3 separate regions of the Homo sapiens genome follow, and all the other regions are linked to region 3. Evidence: read pairs that join two places in POLR2A ChIA-PET (ENCODE). Cell type or tissue: MCF 10A. All regions are shown on one strand. Links, peaks and the distances in the headings refer to the core of each region. The heading gives the core; the rest is flanking DNA.

What was found. ChIA-PET counts read pairs that join two places held together with the same protein. Peaks named below come from ENCODE experiments on the same cell type or tissue, not always from the same donor. Only the 100,000 strongest peaks of a DNase experiment are listed, where the experiment ranks them.
Region 1: POLR2A ChIA-PET joins it to region 3 with 31 read pairs; 3 of 35 experiments call an interaction of 5 or more read pairs at or near these places.
Region 2: POLR2A ChIA-PET joins it to region 3 with 28 read pairs; 2 of 35 experiments call an interaction of 5 or more read pairs at or near these places.

What each region holds. Positions count from the first base shown.
Region 1 is chr4:26,285,087-26,295,849 of GRCh38, reverse strand. It overlaps LOC105374542 (a long non-coding RNA gene), which reads left to right. Exons shown (of 2, transcript XR_925508.3): 2 at 7,401-7,697. It also overlaps a transcript of RBPJ not described here. Among named protein-coding and RNA genes, the nearest start is that of RBPJ, 31 kb to the left of the region's middle. RefSeq lists a silencer at 6,936-6,985 and an enhancer at 7,156-7,205. In MCF 10A, for the core only: no CTCF peak of the experiment used is centred there; a DNase peak (open chromatin) is centred at 6,259.
Region 2 is chr4:26,122,787-26,133,549 of GRCh38, reverse strand. It overlaps a transcript of RBPJ not described here. Among named protein-coding and RNA genes, the nearest start is that of LINC02357, 57 kb to the right of the region's middle. RefSeq lists an enhancer at 3,055-3,244. In MCF 10A, for the core only: a CTCF peak has its summit at 5,200; a DNase peak (open chromatin) is centred at 5,509.
Region 3 is chr4:26,230,167-26,240,929 of GRCh38, reverse strand. The region is part of intron 1 of LOC124900690 (a long non-coding RNA gene); the gene reads left to right. It also overlaps a transcript of RBPJ not described here. Among named protein-coding and RNA genes, the nearest start is that of RBPJ, 85 kb to the left of the region's middle. RefSeq lists enhancers at 1,483-2,031, 2,032-2,582. In MCF 10A, for the core only: no CTCF peak of the experiment used is centred there; a DNase peak (open chromatin) is centred at 5,199.

The DNA.
Region 1 (10,763 bases), core at 1,390-9,389, 55 kb before region 3:
TGGATTCAGCAGAGGGGCTCAGATTGTAGAGGCAGGAAATCCCTAAACATCCTTGAATCATATGATTATTGGACCAGCCCACACTGAGTGGCTGAAGATCCACAATTAACGGCCCTCATCCAAGTCCCAAATCAGCCTTGAGCTTGATGTCCTGATGCCACAGGGCTATGGGGAAGGAGGTGACCTCCAGAAAACCTGCTGCCTTTACAGGACCAATTCTGAGAATTGGGTACAGTTGGGTAGAGTGTGCCTTTGAAATCTCTACCCATTCTTTCCTCTCTTCTACTGCCATTAGTATCTTCCTTCCAGTCACATCTCATCAGGGTTTTGATCCTACACTCCATCACATTAGTGCCCAACTTTCTGCTTCCTAAAAAGCAGACTGCTACTTTTTTAAGAAGCAGAGAGTTGGGCACTAATATGTCCACTACTACTACTACTGCAACAACTACTAGCATTAACTACTTACAATGAGATAAAACAATTCATGCCGTGAATGGAAGGGAAGAAGCATCTTTCTCCCTCACACGTATGTGCATGTGTGGAAGACCCACACACACCCATGCACACACACACACCCACACACACACACACACACACACACTGATGCACCCTTTCTTCCTGGACAACGGCCATATACTTGTCATTTCATTCCACAAAGTCATTCTCATTGGAGGAAATGTAAGCCTAGTGGAGGGGAGAAAAATGTAATGTCTTGTCATTTCCCTGCTGAAATGTTTTCAGTGATTTACGGCTCTTTGTCCCAAAGCCCAAAACCCATTAATCCAGAGGAAATGTCCAGAAGGGATCATTCCTAAGAAGGGCAAAGCCTGGTGAACAGAGTAATACCCTCCAGGGGTTCACGGTTTATCCCTGATTCCTCTTTCCGTCATCAGCCCTATCCAACCCGGTGGCAGGTCTTGTTAGTCCTATTGTTAAACTATGCCCACATGTAATAATTTTTTTTTTTTTTTGAGACGGAGTCTTGCTGTGTCTCCCAGGCTGGAGTGCAATGGCGCGATCTCAGCTCACTGCAACCTTCACCTCCCAGGTGATTCTTGTGCCTCAGCCTCCCGAGTAGCTGGGATTACAGGCACACACCACCATGCCCGGCTAATTTTTTTGTATTTTTAGTAGAGACAGGGTTTCACCATGTTGGCCAGGCTGGTTTTGAACTCCTGGCCTCAAGTGATTCACCCACCTCGACCTCCCAAAATGCTGAGATTACAGGCATGAGCCATTGCACCCAGCCTACATATAAAAATTTTGACCATCTTCCTTCTACGCCCTAGTCCGGGGCACCATCACCTCTTTCTAGGTACCTGTGTTACCTTCCCTGCTTCTCCCGACCTCTACTCCACTCCCGTCCCCTACAATCCACTCTCTACACGACATCTGGAGTACTTTTAAAAATGTAAATCAGATCATCTTACTCCTAAATTTAAAACTTCCCAGCCGGGCGTGATGGCTCATGCCTGTATTCCCAGCACTTTGGGAGGCCAAGGCGGGTGGATCACAAGGTCAGGAGTTCAAGACTAGCCTGGCCAAGATGGTGAAACCCTGTCTCTACTAAAAACTACAAAAATTAGCCAGGCATGGTGGCAGGTGCCTGTAATCCCAGCTACTCGGGAGGCTGAGGCAGGAGAATTGCTTGAACCCGGGTGACAGAGGTTGCAGTGAGCTGAGATGGTGCCACTGCACTCCAATCTGGGCGACAGAGTGAGACTCCATCTCAAAAAAACAAAAACAAAAACAAAAACAAAAACAAAAACAAAAACAAAAACAACTTCCTGGCCGGGTGCCATGGCTCATGCCAGTAATCCCAGCACTTTGGGAGGTTGAGGTGAGCAGATTACCTGAGGTCAGGAGCTCGAGACCAGCTTGGCCAGCATGGTGAAACCCTGTCTCTACCAAAAACACAAAAATTAGCTGAGTGTGGTGGCACATGCCTGTAATCCCAGCTACTGGGGAAGCTGAGGCAGGAGAATTGCTTGAACCTGGGAGGCAGAGGTTGCAGTGAGCAGAGATCGTGCCACTGCACTCCAGCCTTGGTGACAAATCGAGACTCCATCTCAAAAAAAGAAGAAAAAAACACTTCTCATATACATGTCTATTATTTTTGTCATTCCTGAATTGTTTTGCCATCATAATTAGCATTGGAAAATCTTTTAATATAAAAACTCTGTGCTTTTTATTTTTTTATTTCTTATTTTGGAGACATGGTCTCACTCTGTCACCCAGGCTGGAGTACTATGGCACAATCACAGCTCAGTGCAGCCCCGAACTCCTGGGTTCAAGCAAACTTTCTGCCTCAGCCTCCCAAGTAGCTGAGACTTTAGGCATGTGCCACCAGACTTGGCTAATTAAAAAAAATTTTTTGTGAGGACAGGATCTCACTATGTTGCCCAGGCTGCCCTTGAACTCCTGGGCTCAAGCAATCCTCCTGCCTCAGCCTCCCAAAGTGCTGGGATTACAGGTGTGAGCCATCATGCCAAGCTGACTCTGTGCTGTCTTGCAATAAACAAAATAAAAAAAAAAAGGAAGCTGAGGGCACCACCTTCCAGATGCAAGAGATGGGGTGAGTGGTAACACCTAGTAAAGGGGGGAAACCTAGCAAAGCCCTGAGGCCTGCAGCTGAGGAAGAAAAGGGAATGCTAAGAGCCTACTTGGGCCTGAGGAGGAACCTGGGTTATGCAGTAGAAGGACCCCAACTGGCCTAAGAGCCCCTTCAGAGTGTGGCTTCTGCTTACCTTTCCAGCCTACTCTCCCATTCTCACTCCCCTCCCTGTACCTTGTGCTCCAGCTATATCCAAGTGTCCATAGTATACAGATCCAAATATGCTATCTACCCTAATGAACCAGCAGTCCCATTTCTGGGTATAACATCAGAAGGAAACCATATATCAAAGTGATATCTGCATGCCCATGTTCATTGGAGCATTATTCACAATAGCCAAGACATGGAAACAACCTAAGTGTCCACTGATGGATGAATGGATTAAAAAATTGTGATACACATATATATATATAAACACACCATATATATATATATGTATATACCTCACACATACACACACACCACAGTTTTTTAATACATACACAATAGAATGTTATTCTGTTAGGATTTTGGCCAGGCTCAGTGGCTCGCACCTGTAATCCCGGCAATTTGGGAGGCCAAGGCAGGTGGCTCACTTGAGGTCAGGAGTTTGAGACCAGCCTGGCCAACATGGTGAAACCTCGTCTCTACTAAAAATAACAAAAGTTAGCTGAGCCCGATGGTGGGCGGCTGTAATCCCAGCTACTCGGGAGGCTGAGACAGGAGAATCGCTTGAACCCGGGAGGCAGAGGTTGCAGTGAGCCGAGATTGTGCCACTGCATACCAGCCTGGGCAACAGAGCTAGACTCCATCTCATAAAAATATATATATTATTCAGTCATAAAAAAAAAGTGAGGAAATTTTGCCATTTGCAACAACATGGATGCAACTTGAGGCCATTATGCTAAATGAAATAAGTCACACAGAGAAAGGCAAATACTGTGTGATGTCACTTTTATGTAAAATCTATGAAGTTGAACTCATAGAAGCAGAGAATAGAATAGAGGTTGCCAGGGGCTGAGGAGTAGGGAAAATGGAAAGATGTTGGTCAAAATGTACAAACTTTCAGTTATAAGATGAGTAAGTTCTGGAGACTAAATATAAAGCATGGTGGCAATAATTGCCAATACTGTATTGCACACTTGAAATCTGCTAAGACATTAGATCTTAAATATTTTCACCACACATTAAAAAAAGTAAAAGTGTGACGTGAGGGATGTGTTAACTAACTTGATTGTGGTAATCATTTCACAATATGTACATATATCAAATCGTCACATTGTACACGTTAAACTTGTATGGTTTTATTTGTCAAGTATACCTCAATAAAACTGGAAAAAATAAAAATATATGTAAAACCTTAAAAAACAAACTGAAGGGCTGGACGCAGTGACTCACACCTATAATCCCAGACCTTTGGGAGGCCGAGGCAGGTGGATCAACGGAGGTCAGGAGTTCAAGACCAGCCTGGCCAACATGGTGAAACCCTGTCTCTATTAAAATACAAAAATTAACCAGGCATGGCAGCGCATGCCTGTAATCCCAGTTACTCAGGAGGCTGAGGCAGGAGAATCACTTGAACCCAGGAGGCGGAGGTTGCAGTGAGCAGGGACTGTGCCACTGCACTCTGGCCTGGGCGACAGAGCGAGACTCCATCTCAAAAAAAAAAAAAAGTCATTCATACCTGCTTGTCTTGTCACTCATTTCCTTTGCTTAGAAGGACCTTCCCCACCTTTTCTTATTAGTGAGTATTTATTCTACAACTCCCCAGAATAGATTTCCCACATGACAATTTGATGTCTTGATTTTCTGCCCTTGCTCTGAAGCTTGTACAATTGTTAAGACTGTTCTTGGACTCTAAATGACAACTTTGTGATAACATCCTTCAGTACTTTCCCAAATTTTGAAGTTTTCTCTATGCCATGAAAATTAATATTTGTATTTCTGTTGGATGCAAAAAGTTATACTGAACAATATCCTGTTGTGAATAGACCTCAATGATGCAGATGTTAACCCATAACCCAGAAGAGAATCTTAATATACTAGTCATTCCAACAAGTGGCTTCTCCCCCTACTCGCCTCTTTCTCTGGACTCTGGATTGTTCCACAAAGATTAACACTCATTTTCTCTGCTTTTTTTCCATGCACATTAATTTTGTCTTTCTGCAACACTTCTGAAGCAGGTATTATAGAAATATGGGTAATAAACAGAGAGCAAAGCCTTCTAAGTGAATACCTATTTGCTCACAGCCAGTAAACAGCATTCAAGGGGAATGCTTTCTATTTTTTAAAATGAAGGATTATTTACTTTAGCATATCTGCTTTCTTAGAGGAAGACCAGCTGGTTTAAGAAATAAATAAAGGCTATTAATCTTTATGTATTTCATTTACGATTCTCTTCTCGAAGGAGGAGACCCATTAATAGAAACCTTTATAAGTACTGTAATATTAAATAAAAGTGCACTAAGTTATCTACTTTTAGAGGAATATTTAGGGTGTAATTTTCAGCCAACTGGAGAGAACCTAACAAAACTCGAGTGCTTAAAAGAAGGCATGTTATCGCTGAAGTTAAACTTGATTTCTTTTATGGCAGAACTGGACAGCTGCTCACACCTGCCTTAACTTTTCTTTTTTCTTCAGCCTAAAGTTATCTATTCCAGGATTCTATGTCATATGGTATAAAGCTTTGGTTTCAATCAGTCACTAACATAGAAGCTTGGATATATTTGGAATTCCTTTTGGGGGAAAAAATTGGCCAAAGCTTTTGATAGCTTTGCTTCTCACACCCAGGCCAAACTGGGCTGGCTCTCTACTGGGACAAGAATGCATATTGGCATCTCATCCTTAAAGCCACAGAGTCACAGCATATTGGTCCAAAAAGGGTTATTACAGCTCATGCGGTCTAACTTTTTTTACTTTTTTTTTTTTTTTTTTTTAGACAGGGTCTCGTTCTGTGGTGCAATCATAGCTCACTGCAGCCTCAAACTCCTGAGCTCAAGTGAACCTCCTGTCACAGTCTTCCAAGTAGCTAGGACTACAGGCATGTACCACCATGCCCAGCTAAGTTTTTTAAGTCACATGTAGAGATGGGAGGTGGGGTCTCGCTGTTTTGCCTAGGCTGGTTTCGAACTCCTGGCCTCAAGCAACCCTCCCACCATGTCCTCCCAAAGTCCTGGGATTTCAGACATGAGTCACCATGCCCAGCCTAACTTATTTATTTTATATTTTTCTTTAACTTTATATTGGCATTCCTTGCTCTCTTTTAGCAAAGTCCTTAATTAATTGACAATATAGAATATTTATATTACAGGTAGGTACCTGTTACAAGATGCCAAGACAAATTAACAAGATTTAGCAGGTCATTCAAGCACTCTCACAACTCTGATACTTGAGAGACAGTCCACCAGACAGATCAACCTTCAATTCCTGTATATTCTCCAAGTTCTATGCCTTAATTTGGTAAAGACATTAGAGAGAAAGGTACCTGGGCCACCTTTCCTCAGCTTCTTCCTCAAATATATTAACCAACTTACAGGTGAGGTGTGTCCTCTGTTTACATTCAGGGTTAATATGAGTACATCTTTTGCAAGCGTGTGATTGAAGATACTGACCACAATGTTAAGCGGTATTAACTCTACACAACTCCACGTGATAAAGTCCTTCTTGAATTTAGCTTCAGGCAATGATAGCATGCATGCTCACTCTTGTCAGAAAGTGAAATCTCTGCAGCCTATCACGCTTCTCTTTTCACCTCTGCTGCCAGAAAGATCTGAACCAAATTTATTGCCAAGTGTTGTAATATGATCATTTCTGGTGCCTAGAATTATTTACTCCTTTTTCTTTTTCTTTTTTTTTTTTTTTTTTTTTTTGAGACCAAGTCTCACTCTGTCGCTGAGGCTGGAGTGCAGTGGTTTGACCTGCATACCACTCTCAGGTTCAAGTGGTTCTCCCACCTCAGCCTCCCAAGTAGCTGGGATCACAGGCACCTGCCACTGTGCCCAGCTAATTTTTGTATTTTTAGTAGAGATGGGGTTTCACTATGTTGGCCAGGCTGGTCTTGAACTCCTGACCTCTAGTGATCTGTCCACCTCGGCCTCCCAAAGTGCTGGGATTACAGGCATGAGCCACCAGGCCCAGCCCTACTCCTCTTTCTTTCTTAAACATTTTATTTGTAAACTGCTTCAAGTAATTTTGGAAGTATGTAAGTTAAACATAAAAAAATTTAATAAAATAGGTAAAAACAATTGGTAGGAAGTAAGGAATAGTCAATCTTCCTAATGAAACTTTTCTGTGCAAAGGCCTTCATGCCAAGTTTCTCATTTGAAGGATGGTGAAAAGGCCTTATGCTTTGTGCTGGGCTTAATCCCCAGCTATACAACTTACTTGTTAAATAACTGTACAAAAGTGACCTCGCTTCCATTTCCTCATTTTTAAGTGGGGATATTAATGCTGTTGTTCCACTGGGGGGTTGTGACAACCCAATGAGAAAACATGGGGAAATACTTTCTAAACAGTGAGTCACTCTAGAAATGTTGGTTGTTATAACTTCCCTGTCTTGCAGGGCTGAGCCACTCTAGTTTAAAGAATACGTGTTTGTGAGGGCTTTTAAAATAAACTCACAAATAAATTTGCAAGTTCTTTGATACTCCTTTCAAGAAGTGGAGCCTAATTCTTCTCTCCTAGGGTGTGGTCTGTAGTCAGTAACTGAGTTTTAGCGAATTCAATGTGGCAGCAGTGACAATGTGCAACCCGTGAGAATAAGTCATTACATGCATTGTGGCTTCCTCCTTGCTCTTGCTCTTAGATCACTCATTGCAGAAGAAGCCAACTGCCATGCCAGAGGGGCACTCAAACAGCTCTGCAAGGAAGTCCCTGTGATAAGCAACTGAAGACTCTGCCATCGGCCATGAGAGCGCCACCTTGGAAACAGATTCTTCAGCCTTAGTCAAATTTTCAGAAGACTGTATGTCCAGCCAACTTCTTGACTACAATCCCTTTATAGATCCCAAGCTAGAACCTCCCAGCTAAGCCACTCCTGGATTCCTGACCCTGAGAAACTCTGTGAGAGAATAAATGTTTATTCTTGCCTTAAGCTCCTAAATTTGGAGGTAATTTGTTACTCAGTGATATGTAATTAAAAATGTCTGTAGTTATCTACCCATCCTTTTGGAGAGCACTACTGAGGACTAATATCAGACTTTATACTCTTCCCAGATGTTATCATTGAAGGATATTCAAGTACTCAAATATCTTAGGATCATTGAGTGGGAAATCACCTCAGAGTCATGTGCAGTTTCCTCATTTTGCAGATGCAAATGCAGAGAAGCAGAGAGAGTTCAATGAGATGCTCAAAGACATTTAAATAAATGACAAAATTAGGCCTAGACCCTTCCCTGGTCTTCTTCTATTGGAGTTCTTCTTTCTCCTTCTTTCTCTTTCCCTCCCTCCCTCCCTTCCTTCCTTCCATCTTGCCTGCCTGCCTGCGTTCTTCTGTCCTGCCTTCCTGCCTTCCTCCCTCCCTTTCTCGTTTTCTTCTTTCTTTCTCTTTCTTTTCTTCCCTCCTTTCCTTCCTTTCCTTTCTTTTCTTTTCTTCTCTTTTCTTCTCTTCTCTGCTCCTCCCCTCCCCTCCCCTCCCCTCCCCTCCCCTCCCCTCCCCTCCCCTCTCCTCTCCTGTCCTTTCCTTTCCTTTCCTTTCCTTTCCGAGGCAAGGTCTCACTTTGTCAGCCAAGCTGGACTGCAGCAGCATGATTACAACTTACTGTAGCCTCCATCTCCCTGACTCAAGCGATCTTCCCACTCGAGCCTTCTGAGTAACTGGGACTACAGGAGCATGCCACCATGTCTGGCTAATTGTTATTATATTTTTTACTTTTTTTGCTAGAGATGGGGTCTCGCTATGCTGCCCAGGCTGGTCTCAAACTCCTGGCTTCAAGTGATTCTCTTACCTTGGCCTCTTAAAGTGCTGGGATTACAGGCACGAACCACTGTGCCCAATCTTTTCTCTCTTTCTTCTTTTTCCAATGACCTAAAATACTCCTTTATTTTTGAGCACAGATCTCAGAACAGTGACATGGTTTAAAATCAATACTCTCTTTTTACCGTAGCATGCTAGCTCTTTCCTTTGTCTTTTTCACCTGAAAATGTGCCAACCTAAAGCTTTTAGTTTAGGCCAGGTGCGGCGGCTCACGCCTGTAATCCCAGCACTTTGGGAGGCCGAGGTGGGCGGATCACCTGAGGTGAGGAGTTCGAGACCAGCCTGGACAACATGGAGAAACCCCGTCTATATGAAAAATACAAAAATTAGCCAGGCGTGGTGGTGCATCCCCGTGATCCCAGCTACTTGGGAAGCTGAAGCAGGAGAATGGCTTGAACCCAGGAGGCGGAGGCTGCAGTGAACAGAGATAGTGGCCACTGCACTCCAGCCTGGGTGACGGAGGGAGGCTCCGACCAAAAAAAAAAAAAAAAGAGGTTTTACTTTACAACATCATTTTACAAAAGAAAGGGTGCCCCTCAGATAAAGAAATTGCACATAATTAATATATATTGACATGAACACCTGCTGTTTGTAAGATGCTGTATGGAATCAAAAAATTTAAGCCTAAATTCTGGTCCTGAAGTTCCCCCAATCTGGTAAGAATGGGATGTTCTATGTGCAGTCAGAACAATGAATTATAGGATATTGAAGGACAGAGAGATCACATGTGAGATTCAAAGCTTTAAGCCAAGAGCTTAAAGTACATGAATTATTTTGTTTGTCTCTTTTTTTTTTTTTTTTTTTTTTGAGGCAGGGTCTCGGTTTTTCATACAGGCTGGAGTGCAGTGGTGCGACCACAGCTCACGAGAGCCTTGATTTCTTTGGCTCATGTGATCCTTCAGCCTCCTAAGTAGCTGGGACCACAGGTGCTCACCACCACGCATCTGGCTAATTTTTTATTTTTAAAGAGACCTGGTCTCACTGTGTTGCCCTGGCTGCTCTCAAACTCCTGGGCTCAAGCGATCCTTCCGCTTTGGCCACCAAAAATGTTGGGATTACAGGCGCTAGTCATCATGCCCAGCCCACAGTACATGTTCTATAATTACTGTCCCACGTGATATTTAAAGCCAGTCTTCCAAATTAATATGGTAGGATGAAAACATGTTTTAAAGATTTTTAGCCTAAGCTTTCACTCTGCCGCCCAGACTGGAGTGCAGCGGCACGATCATAGCGCACTGCAGCCTTGAATTCCTGGGCTCAAGCAAGTGTACTGAGCAGCTAGGACTACAGGCATACGCCACTAAGCCCGGCTAATTTTTAAAAATAATTTTTTGTAGCGATGGGGTCTCCCTATGTTGCCCAGGCTGGTCTGGACTAAAATTTTGAATACTCTCTCAGTGGGTAATTTCACTCATATATCCAACAATTTGCTGTTAGTCTTTGGGTATACACATAGTAATTTATATTCAGACAGGGATGGCTCGAGAATTTCTGCATAAGATTGAATTAAAAGGATTGCATTCTGGTTGGAAGATGCTTCAGGAAACTTGTCTGGAATGCATTTGATAATGTGCCACTTTTTTTTTTTTTTTTTTTTTTTTAACGTATCAGTATCATTAAGCAGGTAACATGCCATTTTTACATAAGGGTTTTGGTGTGAGGTGTAGAGTTGATGGCAGTCACTATTGATACCAATGTTTTGTCTCCCTTCTCTCACATTCTATTTTTTTCAAACTGTAATATTCATTTATTAAAATTTTGAGGCAGAGAGATCTTGGAGGAGACTCTTTGAAATGACAGTAGGGGTTTTACCAGCACCGGATGTAGATAGTTGTTCTTATACTAGAGGTGGCAGGAATGAAATGGGGTAGAGATAATATGCGTTTATTGTTTGAAGCGGCTGTGTTTTGGGGTAACTTGTTATGCCCTAATAGATAACTGAATGGAGGTGGCAGATGCTACTAGTTCCATAACACTGGGGCCCAGTTATCACCATGGTAAGTGGCGGGGGTGGGGGCGGAGGGGTGGAAGTTTAGAATATTTATCTGAGACTGGGCCTGCTATACAGAAATGCCTTTCCGGAGTCTGGACACTGAGATATATGTTTGAATAAAAAGTTAAGTTTGGCCGGGTGTGGTGGCTCACACCTGTAATCCCAGCACTTTGGGAGGCCGAGGTGGGCGGATCACAAGG
Region 2 (10,763 bases), core at 1,548-9,547, 110 kb after region 3:
CACCCGCTGTGTGGCCTGGTTTCTAACAGGCCATGGACCATATGGGTCTGCAGCCTGGGGTTAGGGGCCCCCTGTGAATAATAGTAGAGCAATGAGTCCCTTGAACTCTGAGTCTCAGTTTTTTGTTTGTTTGTTTTTTAGTAGAGATGAGGTCTTGCCTGTTGCTCAGGCTGGTCTTGAGCTCCTGAGCTCAAGCAATCTGTCTGCCCTCACCTCAAAGTGCTGGGATTCCAGGCATGAACCATTGCACTTGGCCTTGAGTCTCAGTTTTTTATCTGTAAACTGGGGTGATGGAAACACAACGAATTCCCAAAGTCAAGATGAGGGTCCAATGAGCAGACATACGTGAAAACAGTATGTAAAGGGCTGTCTCAGATGATGGCTATTGCTATGACAGTTGACTGGTGCATGTGCAAGGAAATGGTTTGGCCAGAGAGGACACCTGCCTGGGTCACACCGAGGTTTCACCTCAGGGCAGGCACCTCTGGTGGCCTCAAGGTGGAGCTGAAGCTCAGGTGTGACCTGGTTTGGGAAAGACGTAGGAAGGCTCATGGAACCCAAAGGGAGGTGGCTCTTGGCTTTTCTGCCACAAAGGGAGGCAGAGCTACCAATAACAGTACGAAAACCCACCTATGATGGAGCAGGGCCTTAGGGATTTAGAAGCACAGACACGGGCTTTCTGGTTGTTAGGTAAGGACCCTGCCCCCTCTTGCATCAGGGCTGGGATGTGGGGTGGGGGGGTTGAGAAGTAAAGAGTAACAGAAAAGAGGCCCCAGAGAAAGAAGTTGGTTACACCCCAGTGACAGTGGTTTTGTTTTGTTTTGTTTTTGAAGCAGTTTTTGCTCCAAATCTTTACTTTTAGACTGTAGGGCTAAGTCAGTCCTCTGAGGCTATGGCCAGCGAAGACCCAGGGGTTTCCTGGAAGAAAAGGGTATATGAGTCCTGGGGCAGAGAGAGAGGTACAGTGCAGCGGGAGGGCAGGTGGTCCCAGTGGCTCCCAGCTTCCACAGCCAAGGGTGGGGCCTCCCAGAAGCCTCAAACCCACACTCCTGGGCAGACAGCTCTGGAAGGAGCAGGTGCCATGAGCAGCTCTGGGAGGAGCAGGTGCCATGAGCAGCTCTGGAAGGGAGCTCAGGTGGGCACACCTGGGGGTGGCTGAGCCCACCCTAATTAGGCTCAAGGTCCAAGAGATACAATAATTGTCTGATGCTGGGGGAAGAGGGTTCTTACTGAGTTTCTTAAAGTGGGGCCCAAGGGTCCTTGAGTGCCTGCAGGTGAATCTTGGAGTCCACAGAGTCTCTGTGAGAATATTTAAATTTTGTGTTTTCATATGGATGGTGACCTAAAAAAATAGTTAGTCAGTCTAAGCATAGACTGGGTCATATGAATTAGAGACCTTCAAACTTTTTTTTTTTGGCAGCCACCCACAGAAGGAATCCATCTTACACAGTGGCCCAGTTTCCGTCACTGATGTCCATGCACAAATAGAACTGACAGACAGCCAGTCTAGACCAGTCCAGGTGTACCAGTTGTGAAAATACTATAATACTCCAAACCACTTGAGAAATGGCTCTGAGCCTACGTGTCACCACCCTACCCCGCTAATAGTCTTGGTACTTCCTCGGGGATTGCCTTCAACTACCCCCGAAAGCACCCACCAGTGGTGGTGAGGGGAGAGGTGGGATCTATTGGTTTCCTGTGGCTGCTGTAACAAACAACCACAAATGGGGTGGTTTCAAAAACAGAATTCATTCTCTCCCAGCTTGGGAAGCCGCAAGTCTGAAGTCAGTTTCACTGGGTCAAAACCAAGGAGTCAACAGGGCCACCATTCTGTCTTGATCAAATCTCCCTCTGTCTTTCTCTTATAAGGATACCTGTGATTACATTTAGGGCCCACATGGATAATCCAGGAAAATCTATCCATCTCATTGTCCTTACTTTAATCATATCTGCAAAGACACTTTTTGCTTATAAAGCAACATTTGCAGGTTCCAGGGATTAGGACCTGATATCTTTTGGGGTCACTATTTAGCCTATTTCAGTGGGCTTCCACGGACCTTCCCCAGAAGCAATACTGGCATCTGTTTGGATTGGTTATGTGAGTGTGTGTGTCTGTGTGTGTGTGTGTAAAACAATTTTCTGAATACTTATTCTGACACCACGTAATACTTGATATTTTCTCTTTTCTGTAACATTTTTTAAAAAATTGCTTGTAACAGCTTACTAAATTGATCTCATGATGCAGGGATGTGACTGCATAGGGATGTGACCCAGTTTGAAAAACATGGCAACCACCTTGTAACCTAGTAACCTACTAGTGCCACAGCTTCCGCCGCCTGTGCTGTGTTTTTATCACAATGGCACTCAACCTAAATTATCACAGGCTAATGAGAAAAGAACGCAGGGAGCCTCGATATGTAAATGATGCGTTTCTGATAAGCTGAGGCCAGTTGGCATGTTGCACAAATGAAGACTAGACCGTAGCTTGGATGGCAGAAAAAGATGGGAGAATCAATCCTCACGTGGTACATGATGGCACAGGCATGCTAAGCTTAGAAGATCCCAAGCCATCGTGGCCCATGCCACAGTCACATTCCACGCCGAAATGTAATTTTAGCAGTTTCAAACAGCATCATCTGCCACATTAAATTAACACATTAAATTAATGAGGATTTTGTAGTGTTGCTTGTACTCTATTTGTAAGATTCATTTTTAAAAATCATGTGAGAGCTGTAAACCTAAGGATTTTTAAAAACCTGGTTTATATTTGTACATTTTCAGGTGATGAGATAAAAAGAAACATAATTCACATCAACTCTCACAGAGTGACGGTGGTAAAGGAGTGCACAGAATTTTTTTCTTCTCATAGAAAAAGGAGTAGATCATTGAAGTTTAGGAAACACTGTGGTGTTACGGGGAGAGTAATGGGAGTCGTGAATGTGGAAATACAGAGAGAAAATGAGTGAGAAAGAGAACAGGAAAAGTGGCAGGACTCGGTTGCTGCAGCTTCAGTAGAGGACGTGAAGCTTGAAAAAATAAGGACTGAGACCAGGCAGGGGAGACCTGAGGAGCGGCTGCAGCCGGCATGCTTCTCAAGACGTCCCTGCCCACAGAAGCTGACAAACCCAAGCAGACAAATTTGGAGTTCAAGTAAGAGAATGATTCAAAAATGGACCAAAACTGAGGCCTGTCCTTAATTACTCATAGTGAGAAGATGTAACCACTCCTTGGGGAGGAGGATGGGCAGTGAGCACTCAACTCCTGTGTTGTATCTATCGAGGTGAACTATGTGCTGGCCTAACTTGCCTGTTCAAGAAGGTGCGGGTGTATGTATTTAGGTAGGTACCACCTCTTGATTTGCTTTGATTCTTTAAAAATAATCCCTCTGAGGCTGGGCATGGTGGCTCATGCCTGTAATCCCAGCACTTTGGAGGCCGAGGCAGGAGGATCACTTAAGGAAAGGAGTTTGAGACCAGCCTGGCCAACATGGTGAAACCCTGTCTCTACTAAAAACACAAAAATTAGCTGGGCGTGGTGGTGCACGCCTGTACTCCCAGCTACTAAGAAGGCTGAGGCAGGAGAATCGCTTGGACCTGGGAGGCAGAGGTTGCAGTGAGCTGAGATGGCGCTGCTGCACCCCAGCCTGGGAGACAGAGAGAGACTCCATCTCAAAAAAATAAAAATAAAAATAAATTAATCTCTCTGCCATCAATATTAAAGAAATAAAAAAAAAATTCAGGTGATGTCCACCTCCATCCTAGATAGACCATCTTGAGTCTGCTGTCTGGAGGCTAGATAGGGAACACCCAGGAATGAACAGGCCGGGTTGCCATTATACAGATGCTGGTTGCTGAAAGTCTTCAACTGTAAACTAGGTGGATTTGGAGATTGATAGGTAACCCCGTCTTACAATAGCATCATCATATCTATAATTTAAGAGTTGTAAGGGACAGTAAGTTCATAAAAACTCATTGGTTTTTCAGATGAGAAAAATGAGGTCCCCCAAAGTAAGTTATTAGTTAAGGTTATTTGGCATGCAGGATGGAGCAAAGATGAGAACCCAGGACTCTTGACTTGCAGCTCAGAGCTCTTTCCACTCAACTTTACTCCAATTTTACTTAATGTTCATGCTTTAGAAAATATCCACTATATGAAATAGATGTACAACACCAATGTGTAGTCACTTTGAAGTACTTTTAGGGTCCACATATTTAAGGACATATTTTTGGATACAGATACTCTTAGGCTCCTTTGAAATGATTCACGGCAGGGTAGGATGGAAAAATCACTGGGCTGGGAAACAGAACACCTATTTGAGGTGCTAAGCTGGCCACTTACTGATTATTAATTTACTTCTCTGAGCCTCCATTTTCTTATCTGTAAAATGGGAATGACATCATTTGCCTTGACTCCCTCATTGAACTAATATGAAGATGAAGTGAGACAATGTAAGTGAAAGAATTTGTATTAATAAATTGTTGAGCATTTTCAGACATTGTATTAGTCTACTTTCATCTGCTGATAAAGACATACCCACGACTGGGTAATTTACAATGAAAAAGAAGTTTAATGGACTCATAGTTCCACGTAGCTGGGGAGGCCTTACAATCATGGCAGAAGGTGAAAGGCACATCTTACATGGCGGCAGACAAGAGAGAAAATGAGAGCCAAGCAAAAGGGAGAACCTCTTATAAAACCATCAGATCTTGTGAAACTTATTCACTACCATAAGAACAATATGGGGGAAACCACCCCCATGATTCTATTATCTCTCACCAGATCCCTTTCACAACATGTAGGAATTGTGGGAGCTACAATTCAAGATGAGATTTGGGTGGGGACACAGCCAAACCATATCAGACATCATCTCATAAGATGCCCGTTTAGTCATCAGAATATAGGCTAATTTGGAATAGTGTATATTGTATATCATACTGTATAGTGATTGAGAAGGAGGGGATTGAGCTCAAATCCATTTACAAAGTGTGGGATTTGGGGCATAGCTACTTCATTTCTTCTGTTCCTCTATTTCTTAATGTGTCAAATAGGGATAATCAGAGGGTCTATCTTGCAGGGTTTTTGTGATGGCTATATAATTTAATTCCTGTAAACTACTGCTTGGCACATAGAAAGTGCTCAATAAATGTTTGCCATTATTATTATCTTGCAAACTTGCTGATGGTGATGTCTTTTTCTTTGTTGTAGGTGTTATTCATTGTCACATTTGTGTGTGCTTTAAAAGTCAGCAAACTTTCAGTGCCCCTGGAGGCCATAGGTAGAACCTCCACACCTCTTCTGGGAATCCTTCCATTTTTAGTATGAAGAAATAGGAACAACAGAGCTGCCTTCCAGAGCCAAGTTGGCAACTAAACCCACCTGCTTCCTGCCTTCCCAAGGCCCAGCTGACATCAGTGGGAGCCTCACCTATATGAGGAGGGACTAGTATTTGCCTTGGCCTGGCTGCTGCTGTTATCTGAAAGGCAGCAGGGGCCCCAGGCCATGCCATCTCTTGCAGGGATCCTGGCAGAGCACACAAGTCAAACAGGATCAGGGTGGGGCATAACTTGGCCCAGAGAACCCACTGACACCAGCTCATGAAAGGTGGGAGCAGGGAGTGCCCCAGATGAATCAATGGGTGGCATGTTTCCCTCTGAGCAGCTGCCAAAAATGCCTCTCAGGCATCTGGTTAAGAGGCAGTGAGTACATGGGGTGGCTGGGAGGCCAACCTCTTTAGGGCCACAATGATTTATCTCATGTCTCTGTGTACATATGTTTCCCTCTACTTGGAGTGTCTTACTCTACTTACCTGCTGGGCAAAACCCTATTCCTAGCTCATCTTTCAAGTCCTAGTTCAAGTCTATGGGGAACCTTCCTGGGATCTAATAGGTAGATTTAGGTGTTTTGTTCCCTATACAAACTGTACTTATATATTTACTCCACCCACTTTATGCTGATATACTCCATCTTACATACTTATATACTCCATCCTCTGTACCACATTACAATTGTTTATTGGTATATGGGCAAGACATGCCATCATGCCTGATGCCTACCAAAAGATTTTCCTCCAGCTCTGCCCACAGACCCTGTCAAACTGGTGAGGCTGGGAGAGAGTGCATTTCTACCACATGATCCTGCTACCCAACCATAGCCAAGGAGAGCCAATCTCCATATGGTTGGTGACCTTTGATGTGGACTAGGTCAGATCAGATTCTCACTGTCAGTGATTTGAATTGGGAAAGACTTTAGCAATGAGCAGCAGCAACGGAAGCTGAAAGGTCATGAAATACAGAAAGATCTGATGTAGCAGATGCTGTGATGTGCTGCCCGGATTCCTCTTCAGGAATGATAGATTTCTTCTCTGTGCCACTGGGAGTGCTGCCAACAGACAGCCCTCAGTTGCCAGCTGTCTTCAGGAAGCATCTCTTTTAAAGAAAGTCACCCCACCCAAGATCATGCACCCTTCCCAGGGAAGCCCATATCCAATGACTGGCTGAAATTCTCAGTGCTATCTCAGCTTCAGAGTGACGTGTGTGGTCGGCTGAATCCTTCATCAAGACTAGGGGCACCACACATCCCTGTGTGACTGGGATAGAGTTGTCCTTTAAGGCGTAATGACCTTTTAAGCTCAGTCCATGAAGTTCATGAAGACTCTCCTGTAATGGCAGCTGGCCTTAAATTCTTAGGCTTTTCCACTGTCCATATGGTTCTCTGTGTTCCTACAATAAACTCAACTTATTTGATGTAACTGGAGTAGACTTCTTACCTTTGCATTCAAAAGCACCTAAGTAGATGATCATTTTTGCATTAGGAGGGAATTTGGTTGTTGACCACAACCCACAGAACCAATGCTGGCCGCCTTGAGGGAAATAAATGAATATATTGGGATGATATTAGAGGTTCTCAAAATCAAAGAAAGGCTGCAGAACAAGTTTGGAAAATGAGCAGGGCATTAGTTTGACCTGCCACCAGTATCATAATGACTATAACCTACAGCTAGAGCCAAGTTTCTTACAGCACTTTCAAGAGTCCACGTCCCAGGAAAGCATCTGATTGGCTAAGCCTAGTCATATGCCCACCTGTGCCGTACCAGAAATGGAAAAGGGAAAGAGAGAGGAGTATCTGTCTCTTTTGGCTACTGTAGTGGGAGACAGGCTACCCACCTCAAAATACACAATGGGGGATTCCCCGAAAAGGGGAGTGATGGGCTAGGAGGAAGTTGGGGTTGGGGGCGGGAAGCCAAAAAACAACAGATGTCTTCAGCAGTGTCTGTCTCCTTCCTAGGCTAAAAGCCTCCATAAGAGGCAGGGACTACCAATTTTCATCTTTGTATCCCAAATCCCTAGTGCCTGGCACTAAATAGGTGTTTCTTTAAAAAGTGCAGACTTTTTAAAGTGCTTGATCTTTTCCATTCAAGGAATTGAATACATCTGGAAAGGCTGGTGTTTGCTCCTTCAGGAATGCAAAGATGGATTTTTTTTTTAAAGCAATTCTTAAGGGCTTTAAAATCTAGATGTAAGGTTGGAGCACACAGGCAGTGATACATCTATATCCATACACATTGTGTGTGACAGACACCATAGAGGAGAGGTGTATCCCCATCCGCACACCTGGAGAGAGCATGTGGAGGAGCTGTTATGCTGCCTCTCCAGCTGCATTGTTCTTATGGGTGGAATCCTCAGGCATCCTATAATCCGCCATGAGGGTGCCTGCTGGTAACTAAAGAAGAGGGACGATTTTTTTTTTTTTTTGAAATGGAGTCTTGCTCTATTGCCCAGGCTGGAGTGCACTGGTGCCATCTTGGCTCACTGCAACCTCCACCTCCCAGGTCTAAGCGATTCTCCTGCCTCAGCCTCCTGAGTAGCTGGGATTACAGGCATGCACCACCACACTCAGCTAATTTTTGTATTTTTGGTAGAGATGGGGTTTCACCATGTTGGCCAGGCTAATCTTGAACTCCTGACCTCAAGTGATCCACTCCCCTTGGCCTCCCAAAGTGCTGGGATTACAGGTGTGAGCCATTGCACCTGACCCAAGAGGGCCATTTTTCTCCCTGTTCCAGATATCTTTTTGGCTGCTTTCTCCAAAGGAATTACATGTGAAACCTGCCTTCCAAGAAAGGTTAAACAGCCTTTTACTCAGAGATTACAGGATACATAAAAACATTCCTCAGTCAGTAGTGTAGAAAAATCAACCTTTGCACTCCCAGGCTGGCTCCATCCACTTCCTATAAAAGTATGTGTGGTGGAGAGGGGACTTCACTGCCTACATCACAGGGTGCCCCATGAGGGGCTCCATAGCCTTCAGCAGCTACCCACATGTTGCTCAGAATATAGCCTACATTTCCCAGCCACCCTTGCAGCTAGGTGTGGCCAGATGACTAAGTTCTGGCCAATAGGATGTGAGCAAGAGGGATGACTGCAATTCCTGACTGGTGTCCTTAAAGGGAAGAGATGTGTCTTTCCTCTCCCCTTTTCCCTTCCCCCTTTTTCCCTTCCTACTGGCTGGATTGTGGACATGGTAGTCAGTCATCTCAGACCATGTGCCCGAAGACAACATCTTAGGGGTGGCAGAATAGGATAGAAAGTGTCCGGGCCTCTGACACATTGCTGTTGCCATAGCAGTCCTGAACTACAGTCGTGTGCCACATAAGGACATTCGGTCAATGATGAACTGCATATGGGACGTGGTCCCATAAGATTATGTGAAGCTGAAAAATCAACATCATAGCACGATGCATTACTCACGTGTTTGTGGTAATGCTGATGTAAACAGACCTATTATGCTGCCAGGCATATAAAAATATAACACATACAGATGCGGTAAACGGAACACTTCTACACCACTTGTGGGACTGTAAACTAGTATAATCACTATGGAAAAAAGTGTGGAGATTCCTTAAAGAACTAGAAGTAGAACTGCCATTTGATCCAGCAATTTCACTACTGGGTATCTACCCAGAGGGAAAGAAGTCATTATATGAAAAAGATGCTTGCACACTCATGTTTATAGCAGCACAATTCACAATTGAAAAAACATGGAACCAACCCAACTGCCCATTAATCAACGAGTGGATAAAGAAACTGGTATATATATATATATATATATATATATATATATATATATATATATATGATGGAATACTACTCAGCCATAAAAAGGAATGAGTTAATGGCATTCACAGCGACCTGGATGAGACTGGAGATTATTATTCTAAGTGAAGTAACTCAGGAATGGAAAACCAAGCATTGCATGTTCTCACTCATAAGTGGGAGCTAAGCTATGAGGATGCAAAGGCATAAGAATGACACAATGGACTTTGGGGACTCAGGGGGACAGGGTGGGAAAGGGGTGAGGTATAAAAGACTACAAATAGTGTGCAGGGTATACTGCTCGGCTGATGGGTGTCCCATAATCTCACAAATCGCCACCAAGGAACATATTCCTATAACCAAACATCACCTGTTCCCCAATAACCTATGGAAATAAAAAATCTAGCACATACAATTATGTACAGTACATAAAACATGATAATAATAAATGACTATGTTACTGGTTCATGTATTTACTATACTTTTTATTGTTATTTTAGAATGTATTCCTTCTACTTATTTAAAAAAAAGTTAACTGTAAAACAGCCTCAGGAAGGTACTTCTGGAAGTACAGAAGACTACTGTTATCCTAGGAGATGACAGCTCCATGCCCCTGAAGACCTTCCAGTGGAACAAGATGTGGAGGGTGAAGATAGTGATATTGATGACCCTGACCCTGTGGAGGCACAGGCTAATGTGTGTGTTTGTGTCTTCGTTTTTAACAACAAAGTTTAACAGTTTAAAGAAAGAAATAAAAATGTTAAAAATAGAAAATAGCTTATAGAATAAGGGTATAAAGAAAGAAAATATTTTTGTATAGCTGTACGATGTGTATTTTAAGCTGTGTTATTATGAGTCAAAAAGTTTTTTAAACATTAAAAAGTTTATAAAGTAAAAAATTATATATAGTAAGCTAAGGTTAATATATTGTTGAAGAAAGAAAAAAAATTCTTTATAAATTTAGTGTAGCCTAAGTGTACAGTGTTTATAAAGTCTACAGCATATAGTATAGATGGTAATGTCCTAGGCCTTCGCATCCACTCACCACCTATTCAGACTCACCCAGAACAACTTGCGGTCCTGCAAGCTCCATTTATAGTAAGTGTTCTATACAGATGTACTATTTTTAAAAAATATTTTATACCATATTTTTGCTGTACCTTTCTATGTTTTGGTATGCTTAGATACACAAATGCTTCCCATTGTGCTCTGGTTGCCTGTAGTATTAAGTACAGTCACATGCTGTCCAGGTTTGTATTCTGGGAGCAATAGGCCACACCATATAGCCTAGGTGTGCAGTAGGCTACACCATCTAGGTTTGTACACTAGTATATAAGTACACTCTATGATGTTCTCACAATAACAAACTCCCCTAATGACACATTTCTCAGAACATAAACCCGTTACTAAGCAATGCATAACTGTATTTATGCCCAATCTGTTCCTGAGAGGGGAGTGTGCTTCTTGTTTGTTTATGTTGCTGCCATTTTGAGTTTCTGTTAGAGCAGCTAATTCTAATGAGGAGGGTCGGCCGACTATGGCCAAATCTGGCCCACCATCTGCTTTTGTAAATAAAGTTTTATTGGAACACAATCACACCCATTCCTTTTTGTATTATTTATGGCTGTGTTCTCCCTGCAATGGTAGGTTGCATTAGAGACCATATGGTTC
Region 3 (10,763 bases), core at 1,463-9,462:
TTGCTTTCTGCACCCCACTTTGTCCTGGAGATGAGGGCCCATAATAAGGAATGACCCCAGGAATCCTTTCTCAACTTGGAGACCTTTCTCCCTCTTTCTCATCAACTATTGGGGGTCACAGGATATTGCACAAAACGAAGGCAGTTTGAGAGTCCAAAACCTTTTCACATCTTCTGTGTGAAAATTTCAAGAAGAAAATCAGCAGGATAAACATGAAAGGTCTATCTAACATTAAACCTGGAATGCAGTATGGGTTCAACAGATGAATCTGGAATCCAAATGATCATTTTGGTTTTCACCTTCTGAAGACATCAAGGACCCCCTTCCATAGACAAGAGCCCACTAAAACATGCTCTTCCTCATGTTCTTCTTAAATACGTCCTTCCCTACTTCAGCACGGGTATAGCTTGGTTGCTTTTCTCTCCCTCTAATCCTACATCTGGCACTTTGTGGGTGTTTAATAATTATATGTTCAGACGAATTTCTTCTAAATGTCTGTCCCAGATTAATTCATACTGTGTGAATGTTATTGATCTGGAGAGGAGGGTATAGTTTAGAGAATAAAGTATTTGAAAGGAGGAATGAATGACCCAGACGGGGTATCCCAGGGAATGGCAAAAAGTAAAAGTCAAGGTAAGAAAGAAGAGTAACTAACAGAAGTAGAGTTGTTAAATGAAAAACAGGACATCCAGTTAAATTTGCATTTCAGATAAACGGCAAATGATTTTTTAGTAGGCCTCATGCGATGTTGGGGTATAGTTACACTAAAAATATTATTTGTGATTTATCTGAAATTCAGTGTTAATTGGGCATTCTGTATTATTTGTGAAATCTGGCAACTCTAAACAGGGAATGACAGGGAAGTTTTGCTCACACGGAACTTTGCTCTGCCAAGGCTCAGAGGACGGGGTGCTGGGAGTCCTAAGTATTTCGTCACTTAAATTTCTGCTAACAGGATCTTATTTTCTTTATAAAACATCCTTTACAAGAAAAATTTTGCAAAGTGGAAAACTACATTTTACAATTCATTAAAAAATATATTTTGGCTTTGAGTGGAACTGTGATGAAAATAGAGAATGAAACAGCATAACGGAATTCACTGTCATCACTGAAACAAGGGGACTTTGCCATTTCCCCATAAACAAAGTTTAACTCTACCCAGGTCTCTCCTCTCCTCTCCTCTCCCCTCCCCTCCCCTCCCCTCTTCTCTTCTCCTTTTTTTCTTCTCTTCTCTGTTACTTTCCTTCCCTTCCCTCCAGTGCACTATAAAGGATGCATTAACTACACCATGACTGCTCTGAAAATGTATCCTGGGATCCTTGGTTGACATTTGCTTTTAGTACAGGCAGAGGTCACTTGGAGCAAAGTTTACAAGCCTTTTCTTGATTACATTGTGCTTAAAGTGTTAACCCTGTTAGCAGTCACAGCACAGATTTCCTCAATGAGACTCTTGTGCGCCTGACAATGTAACTATTTATTTGCAGAGTCACTACCATTGACATTTGTGCTGCTCAATGCAAAGTGTTACCAGTGCTTTCTTTATGTCACTGTTTCTCTTCAGTAACCAAGAAAAGCAAAACAAAGTACAAATAACTGCTTATTCAGAAAGAAATCTCAGATTGTTCCTTAAACCTGCTCCAGGCAGCGGATACAGACTTTTGAGTGATCTGGAAAATATGAAAAGCACTTGGCTGGGATACAAAACCCGAACTGATCTGTGGTGATGGCAAAAGCAGAAATAGGAGCTCAGTAATAAAAATAAATTTCTATATGGCTGATCATGGTCCGGCTGGCTTGAGGAGGGAGGAGCAGGTCTTGGAAGTTAGGCTATTATCTGAGCAGTCGTTGCTTTGGTGGTGTGTGTGGGGGTTGGGGAATAGGGCTTTGCTTCATAGGCCATCCCTCAATTGTTGTCTGATTGATTGAAAAAGGCAAATGGTGCCGCCCTGTTCCTGCCAAGTGTTTTCTTCTGCGTCTGCTCTCCCTGGGTGCCTGGAGCGTTGATCTCTGTGGCTCTCTCACCTGCTGCTTTGTTCCAACAAAGCTGGCGTCTTACAGCCGCCGCCACTCACTCTTCCAAGCCGTTGTCCTGGCTGTCCTGACTGTGTAAACCCTGCCATCCCCATCTGCCCAGCCACCTGCCTCCTTGTCTCTAGATATCCTCCCGCGACCCCACCACTTCTGGGAAGCTCTCCGGAATTATGACCACCCACTTGTCTCCAACTGCTGGCCCAACCCTCTCCCCAAAGCTGCTCTCAAAACGACTGCATCTCATTTCTGTTGATTGTTTCTATGTCACAGCAGAGGGGAAGGTGCACACACACTGAGTCAGGCTGGGATTCATTTATTGACTTTGTCACTTACCAGCTCTGTGACCTTTGGCCACAACAGTAATGATGATACCCTACAACTATAAAACTCTTGTAGTGTGCCAAGCATGTTTACTACACTTTCCATACTTCCTTCTATTTTATCCCTGCATAGAAGCTATGAGATACATTAATACAATGATTCTCCTTGTTTTACAGACAAGAAAGCTGAGGCTCAAAGAAGTTAAGAACTTGGTTGAGCCAAGCATGGTGGCTCATGCCTGTAATCCCAGCACTTTGGGAGGCTGAGGCAGGCAGATCACTTGAGCCCAGAAGTTCAAGACCAGCCTGGGCAACATGACAAAACTCTGTCTCTACAAAAAATAAAAACATTAGCCAGGCACGGTGGTGCGCGCCTGTGGTCCCAGCTACTCAGGAAGCTGAGATGGGAGGATTACTTGAGGCTGGGAGGTCGATGCTGTAGTGATCTGTGATTGTGTCACTGTATTCCAGCCTGGGCAACAGGGTGAGACCCTGTCTCAAAACAAACAAATGAAACAAACACACACAAAATTTTTGGTCAGGATCAAATAGCTCTTTAATGGCCGGACATGATGGCTCATAACTGTAATTTAATTCCAGTACTTTGGGTGGCTGAGATGGGAGGATCACTTGAGGCCAGGAGTGCAAAATCAGCTTGGTCAACATAGTGAGACCTCATCTCAAAACAAAACAAAAAACAAAACAAACTCAAATAGCTCCTTCATGATAGAGCTAGGATTGGAACTCAAAGTGTCAAGCTGCAAGTCCAAACTCTTATTGGGATCCAAACACCAGGCTAGGTATCTTTATTATTTAATTCTCTCAACAGCCCAATTAAGTGTGTATTGTCCAAATTGTACTGATAGGGAGACCGAGGGTCAAAAAATTGAAGTGATTTTCTCGTGATCATGGCTCTAGTAAGTAGGCAATGCTGGATTCAACCCCCTAAAACCCTGTTTCTTCACTTATCACAAGCATCTTCCAGATAGAAGGCTTATACCTGTAGTGGAAGGAAAAATAGTGTGTTTGCACTGACAAGTTTGCAAGATGATGGAAATGTTGAGTCAAATCCAACTAAACAAACATTTTCCTTCTAATTTTTCTTATTATTTAATCCTAGGACTTCCTAGAGTCTTTAACACCGTGCAAAATATGCACTGTGAGGCTTCGAGAAAGGATTTAATAGGCAGCCTTTTCAAATTTATTCGACCATAATGATTTTTTTTTTTGAGACCCATCTATTAATATTTTTTTTGCAGTAGTGTTTCCCAGGACACAAATTTGAAAAACATTGCACTATATACTTAAGTGACAGCACACACAGATAAGAATACAGATAGAGAAATTGTTGTTGCTGTTGCTATTCAGGAGACCAGGATGGTCTTGATCTCCTGACTTCGTGATCAGGTAGTGATAAGGTTCTCCAGGTGCTTCCCAGAGCTATCGAGTCTGCCAGGGCCAACCAGCTGCTGTTGGTACTCAGGAGCCCGGCACCCAGATGTCATTTGCTTCATGGGTTCATTGAACTGGTGTTTGTTGTTGCTGCTGTTTTGCCTGAGCTCTACGGCTTTCTGGCTTCTTCCTACTGGGTTCTAATGTGGGCTCAAGCATTTCACAAGGGAGTCTGTTGTTAAAATCCAATAAAATCAAACTCAGAGTAGACATCAGAATCAGCACCAGCCTTAGTATAGGCAGGCATTGAGCACTTTAGGGCCATTGTAATAATAGCTACCGGTTAGTCAGTGTTTACAATGTACGGGGCTTAACATGGGTTGTTTCATTTAATCTTCCTGATAATAGAGATACTGTTGCAGAAATCTCCAAAAGGGCCCTTGTGTGGTCCCATCCACATTGAGTTAGGGACTGTCTTGTGTGACTAATACACTATCACATAGGTGATGCTGTGAGATTTCCAAGGTTAGGAATAAAGTCATTGAGCTTCCATCTTGGTCTCTTGAATTGCTTGCTCTGGATGAAGCCAGCTGCCATTTTGCCAAGACACTCAAGCAGTACTGTGGAGAGCCCATGTGGAAAGGAACTAATTTGTCAGCCAATGTGAGTGCCCCACCTTGGAAGTGGTTCCACCAGCCCCAGTCAGGCTTTCAGATGAATGCAGACCCCAGCTAACATCTGACTGCAACTTCATGAGAGACCCTGAATGAAAACTACCCAACCTGAGGCACTCCTGAATTCCTGAACTATAGGGATGACTATTGTTTTAAGCCACTAATTTGTGGAGCGACTTGTTACAAGCAGGAAATAATGACTACAGATACTATTAGTATTCCCCATTTTTCAGATGAGGACATCGAAGCTATAAGAGAGGTTAAATTGCTTATTGAAGGTCACAGGGCCTACTCACTCAAGGTCACAGCCAGAGTTTACGTGGCTGATACAGGATGCCACAAAGGACCTCTTTCCTCAATCCCCAAAATATTGCCCCAGAAGTCTGCAATAGTATCCACAATTCTATTTCTGGGCTCATTTATTCAGTGTGCTGATGTGATAATACAGAAAGTTTTGGAACCTGTCCATATTTTACCTCTCATGAACTTCAGCTCCTTAGAGAGTAAATATCATCTACCTGGTTGTGGATAAAATGATTGAATATATTGAAAGTTCAGGCAGATTCTAGGCACTGGATATTTGGAAGTTCCCTTCCCTTCCAATTCCTTCTTTAGCATTGGGCTTCACTTTGGTGGTGAGGAAAACAGAAGGTTAGCTTAGCCAACAATCTGTCATTCTCACCCTAAAGGGAATTAGCTCATCAGGATCCAGTCCTAACTGGCAGGAGACTGAAGAGGCAGGCTTTTTGCTTGGAGAGCAAAGGACAGGAAAACATAATTTCTGAGTATGGTTTACACTGGGAGCAGGCAAGCCTGGCTGGGTGCCCCAGAGAGCTCTGGAACAGCTAGAGGGCATCATGAGAGCCTGGAGAAGGCAGAAATGGGGCCCAGTAACTGCAATTGGGAGGGAACTTTCTTTCACTGATTTGCCTAAGGCCAGTCATTCCTAAATTGCATCACCAAAGATGATCATGGTATAAAGCATGGTCAAGAATAGCTGCTTTGGCCAGGAGAAGCTAAGAAAAAAAAGTTGTAATTCTGTTAGAAGTGTTTTTGTTTTTGTTTTTAAATGTTAATCCATGTAAAGACATAAGTTCTTGGCCCAGGTATAAATACCTTCAGAGATCCACAAAAAAACAAAGTTACACATCTTATTTAGGTCACATAGCTAAATAGAGGCAGAGTTTGGTCTAGAACTCAAAACCTACGTTGTAATCATTATGTTTGATCAAATCAATTTGTTTTGGCTTGAAAAGCACACACATCCCTTCTTCCAATAAACTTTTTCTCATTAACATTGCCAAAGGTTACTTATTTTGAATTTTTTCAGCACTAATAAGTAGTCTGACATACATATTAGATACTTGATTAAGCAAGGTTTTTTTTTGAACACTTACTATGTGCCAGGTACTCTATCACCTGCTAAGGATTTAGTAATGAGCAAAATGCACAATTCCCCTGTTGTTATGAAGGCTTTATTCAGCAGTGGATAGGGTGGAGTTATAAGATAGTTGAGAAACAGGCCGGGCACAGTGGCTCACACCTGTAATCCCAGCATTTTGGGAGGCCGAGGTGGGCGATCACTTGAGGTCAGGAGTTCGAAACCAGCCTGGCCAACATGGTGAAACCCCGTCTCTACTAAAAATACAAAAATTAGCTGGGCGTGGTGGCATGTGCCTGTAATCCCAGCTACTTAGGAGGCTGAGGCAGGAGAATCGCTTGAACCAGGGAGTAGGAGGTTGCAGTGAGCCTAGATCTCACCACTGCACTCCAGCCTGGGTGACAGAGCGAGACTCTATCTCAAATAAATAAATAAATAAATAAATAAGAAAATAAGATAGTTGAAAAACAAAATTATGTAATTAACTACAAGGTGATAAGGAAAAGTAAACAGGAACGGGGGACAGAGACAGGGTTTGTGGAGTAGACTGGTACAATTTATATAGAGAGTGGCCAGGGAAGTTCTCACTGAAAAGGTAACATTTGAGCAAAGACTTGAACAAGGTAAGAAAATGAGCCTGTGGTTATCTGGGGGAAGAGTATGCCACAAATTTTAGTATTACTACGGAATCATTCTCTGGTTCTTTCAGGCTTATATGTTTATTATTCTCCATCCCCTATTAAATTGTCAGGCGTGTGTATTTCATCTTCTGCTTCCTTTGGGTCTAATAGGACTGCTTTCTGCAGAATGCTATTTGTACCACAGACTTAATAAATGCTTGTTGAATATTTTGGTTAAAGTCATTTTCTCACTATTGCCCTTTTTAGGCAAGAAATGAAGGAAAAAGTACAGTAGTAGTTCAGTACTCTGTCCAATATTCTAAATGACTTAGAATGTACAAACCAACATCTAGCTGTACTATCCAACATTCTGGGTTAACATTCTTTGCCTTCCATAAACATTACATCTAAAAATATTTGCAAAAGTCGTGGCTTCTCCTAAATTCAAAACAGGAAGCCCCTATAGTTTCTAAGCTATGTTTATTCACCTCCAAACCCCAAACTAGAATCCACCATTACTTCTTTGCAATTATGAATTTTTTTTTGTACAATGAGCTCTGACATTTTTTGAAAATGGTTTCCTGCCTAAGCTAGAGACATCCTGTTATTCTTAATGATATTCTATGCCACCTACTATTAAGGTGTCTTGAATTCATAAGAACAGAACCATTCATGGCTAATCACTTGTTCCTCTTTGATTTTTGCAAAAAGAGACACTTCACAGATCTGCTTTCCAATTTCCTTTTGAAAAGGATTCTCAGTTTTTATATCAATGAGATCTTGATCTTGTTTGATATCAGTGCTTTGCATAACGGCATATAGCCTGTGCCTGTTTTATTTGCTCTGATTTTATTTTGAAGAGACAGACTGAAAATGAAAAGGAGTTATAACAATGGTGAAGGTACTAAGGATCCCAATAATAACGACACTGGGAGAAATCAAACAGAAAACTAAAATGAGAAGGTAGTGTCAGCAGCTGAGTAATAAACTAACATGACGCATACGAAGTGGAGACAAGGCAACATCTTAACGAAACTGAAGAGACTGGGGAATCAGGGTATATGATTTTCTGAAGGATAATTGAATTCAGCCCTAAGTGAAGAAGGAAACTTTTTGCAAGGAAACCTGTTACCAAATCAGATGGTAGGTAATAAGACACAGAAAATGTGAAACAGAAGAGCTTGTATGTGGACACCTGTGGGTTGTATAAATGCCTCTAACAATGGATATTAGAATAATGTGGAGATAATCATTTATAGTTTTCCCCCCCAGTATTTTAATTTATAGCTCCATACATTCTCTTATCAAATGTATTCATGAATGATTTATTTATCCTCTGGGGAAATAAAAGTGCAATCAAGTACCAACTATCCCAAATCTTAATCATTTCAGGATGTCAGCTATAGAAAAAAGAGGTTGTGTTTACTGTTTCTGCAGTGCATACAACACTACTTGTACATCTGGAGAAGGAAAAGCAGCTGCTCTCTCTGCATGTGAGACTTTGGTCCAATTATTTATCTTTTTGAACTTTACTTCTTTTAACTGCAACATAGAAATAATATTACAAAACTTAGATGGTGTTTAGGAACATAAATTACAATAGTCAAATTATAGCAGGTTCCCCGCACTCTCTTTACATATAGGGATTTATTTAATTGTAATAAGTCTTATGACACAGGTTTCATGATTTACAAATGAGGGAATGAAGCACAGAGAGATCCAAGCCATTTGCTCCCAGCCACACAACTGTGGAACTGGCTGCAGGGACCACATACTTGAACTCCACTCTGAAATCTTTCTCTAATAATGGAGATAAAGCACATAGTAAGTGCTCAGTAAATGATTATTATTATCGTTGTTGTTGTTATAGAGAAGAGATGTGTTTGTTCTTACACTTAAGAACATTCTGTTACAGATTGCTCCACTAAGACTCCCAAGTGCATTTAGATGGGAGAGAAATTGGAACTAATAAAACAGAAATTTTAAACTTAATTGGCTGGGTGTAGCGGCTCATGTCTGTAACCCTAGGAGGACTTTGGGATGCCGAGGTGGATTGCTTGAGGCCAGGAATTTGAGACCAGCCTGTCTCTACAAAAAGTAATTAAGGGCTGGGAGGAGGGAGAGTATCAGGAAGAATAGTTAATGAATGCTGGGCTTAATACCCAGGTGATGGGATGATCTGTACAGCAAATCACCATGGCACGTGTTTACCTATGTAACAAACCTGCACATGCTGCACATGTGCCCCTGAACTTAAATATATAAGTTGGAAAATAAAAAGATATTAAAATGTCTTCATTTACAAATAAAGCAACTGATTGGGCATGGTGGTTCATGCCTGTAATCCCAGCACTTTGGGAGGCTGAGGAGGTTGGATCATTTGAGATCAGAAGTTTGAGACCAGCCTAACCAACATGGTGAAACCCCGTCTCTACTAAAAATACAAAAAAAAATTGGCCGAGCATGGTGATGCATGCCTGTAGTCCCAGATACTTGGGAGGCTGAGGCAGAAGAATTGCTTGAACTCGGGAGGTGGAGGTTGCAATGAGCCAAGATCGCACCACTGCACTCCAGCCTGGGCGACAGAGTGAGACTCTGTCTAAAAAAATAAATAAATAAATAAAAATAAATAAAAATTAAAATTAAAAAAAAATAAAGCATAAGGTCAGGCGCAGTGGCTCACGCTTATAATCCCAGCATTTTGGGAGGCTGAGGCGAGTGGATCACCTGAGGTCACGAGTTCGAGACCATCCTGGCTAACACGGTGAAACCCCATCTCTACTAAAAATACAAAAAAATAGGCTGGGCGCCGTGGCTCATGCCTGTAATCCCAACACTTTGGGAGGCCGAAACGGGCAGATCACTTGAGGTCAGGCATTCGAGACTAGCCTGGCCAACATGGTGAAACCCCATCTCTACTAAAAATACAAAAAGTAGCTGGGCATGGTGGCGGGTGCCTATAATCCCAGCTACTCTGGAGGCTGAGGCAGGAGAATCGCTTGAACCTGGGAGGCAGAGGTTGCAGTGAGCCGAGATCTTGCCACTGCACTCCAGCCTGGGCAACGAGAGTGAAACTCTGTCTAAAAAAAAAAAAAAAGTGCAATTAAAAAAAGTAAAAAGTTAAAAAAAAAGTATTAGGTACATCTCCTTTTGGATCATATGTTCTAGATTTACAAGTGGGTTGAACTGATTAGTCATCTCAGTCAAAAAACTGCTCCCTTAAATGCAGATAGCAGTTCAAGCTAATCGCCCAGCTAAATCAATTGTTTAATTCCATTTAAAGTAATCAACCTGTCAGCTCCTTGAGGCTCTAGCCTTTCTCCTATGGTTTTATGGCTCTTTTGAGTGTAAGACACAGTTAAAATGTTGAAATTGCTCCTTCGGTGAATAAACAGACTTGGTAAATAGGTCAGATCGCAGAAATGGCTGTTTCTTCTACCTCCACATTTTTATGTTCAGAATCCATCACTTTTGCTGATGTTTATAGAGCCTGCTTATGCGTTTCCTTGTTTGATGTTGTCAGAGAGCCTGGGGGAGGGGTTTATTCTTGCCATTATCTCTGGGTGACGTGCTAAAAATGACAGTCAATTGGAGTACTTTACTCAAAATGTCAAAATATATCAGTGGATATACTTCATCACACTTCATGACAAGGGATCAGAATCCTAAAGCTATGCTTGTCATTTATATTTTGCTATAAATATATTTTGTGGGCTATTTTGATGCTAGGTCGAAAGTGTGGAAAGCTAATGGTTATTTGAAAAAAAATAGAAGAGAACTGAACTGAACTGATTTGTAAGGAAATAAAAATATGCCATTGGTCGCATCAGAAATAAAGATCACTTAATGAAACAAAGAAATCTATATAACACAAGCAACTATGTGTGGGCAGTAGAGGCTGGTGGTTAGAATGGGACTCATTGGAGTTAGTCTTTCAAGGTCCAACCCTGGCTCTGCCACTTATTCACTACGTGTCCATAAACATGTTACTGACCTCCTCATGCCTGTGTCCTCATCTATAAAATGGGGGTTAAAATAGGACCTAACTGCAAGGGTTTTGGTGAAGATGAAAGCAGTTAATATATGTAAAGCACTTGGAACAATGCCTAGCATATTACAGTATCTACTGCATAAGAGTTAGATGTTATCGTTATTATTAGCACTGGTTTGTTTTTATGAGTGTGTAAGTTAAAACCGAAGTTTGCCTGAATTATGGTATCTAGTCATGTAGGAAGGTCAGTCAACCTGGGTGTTTTCAATTTTTGGCTATTATACATAGTGCTGCTATGAACATGTGTCATAATGACTTTTTTTTTTTTTTTAAGATAGGGTCTCACTATATTGC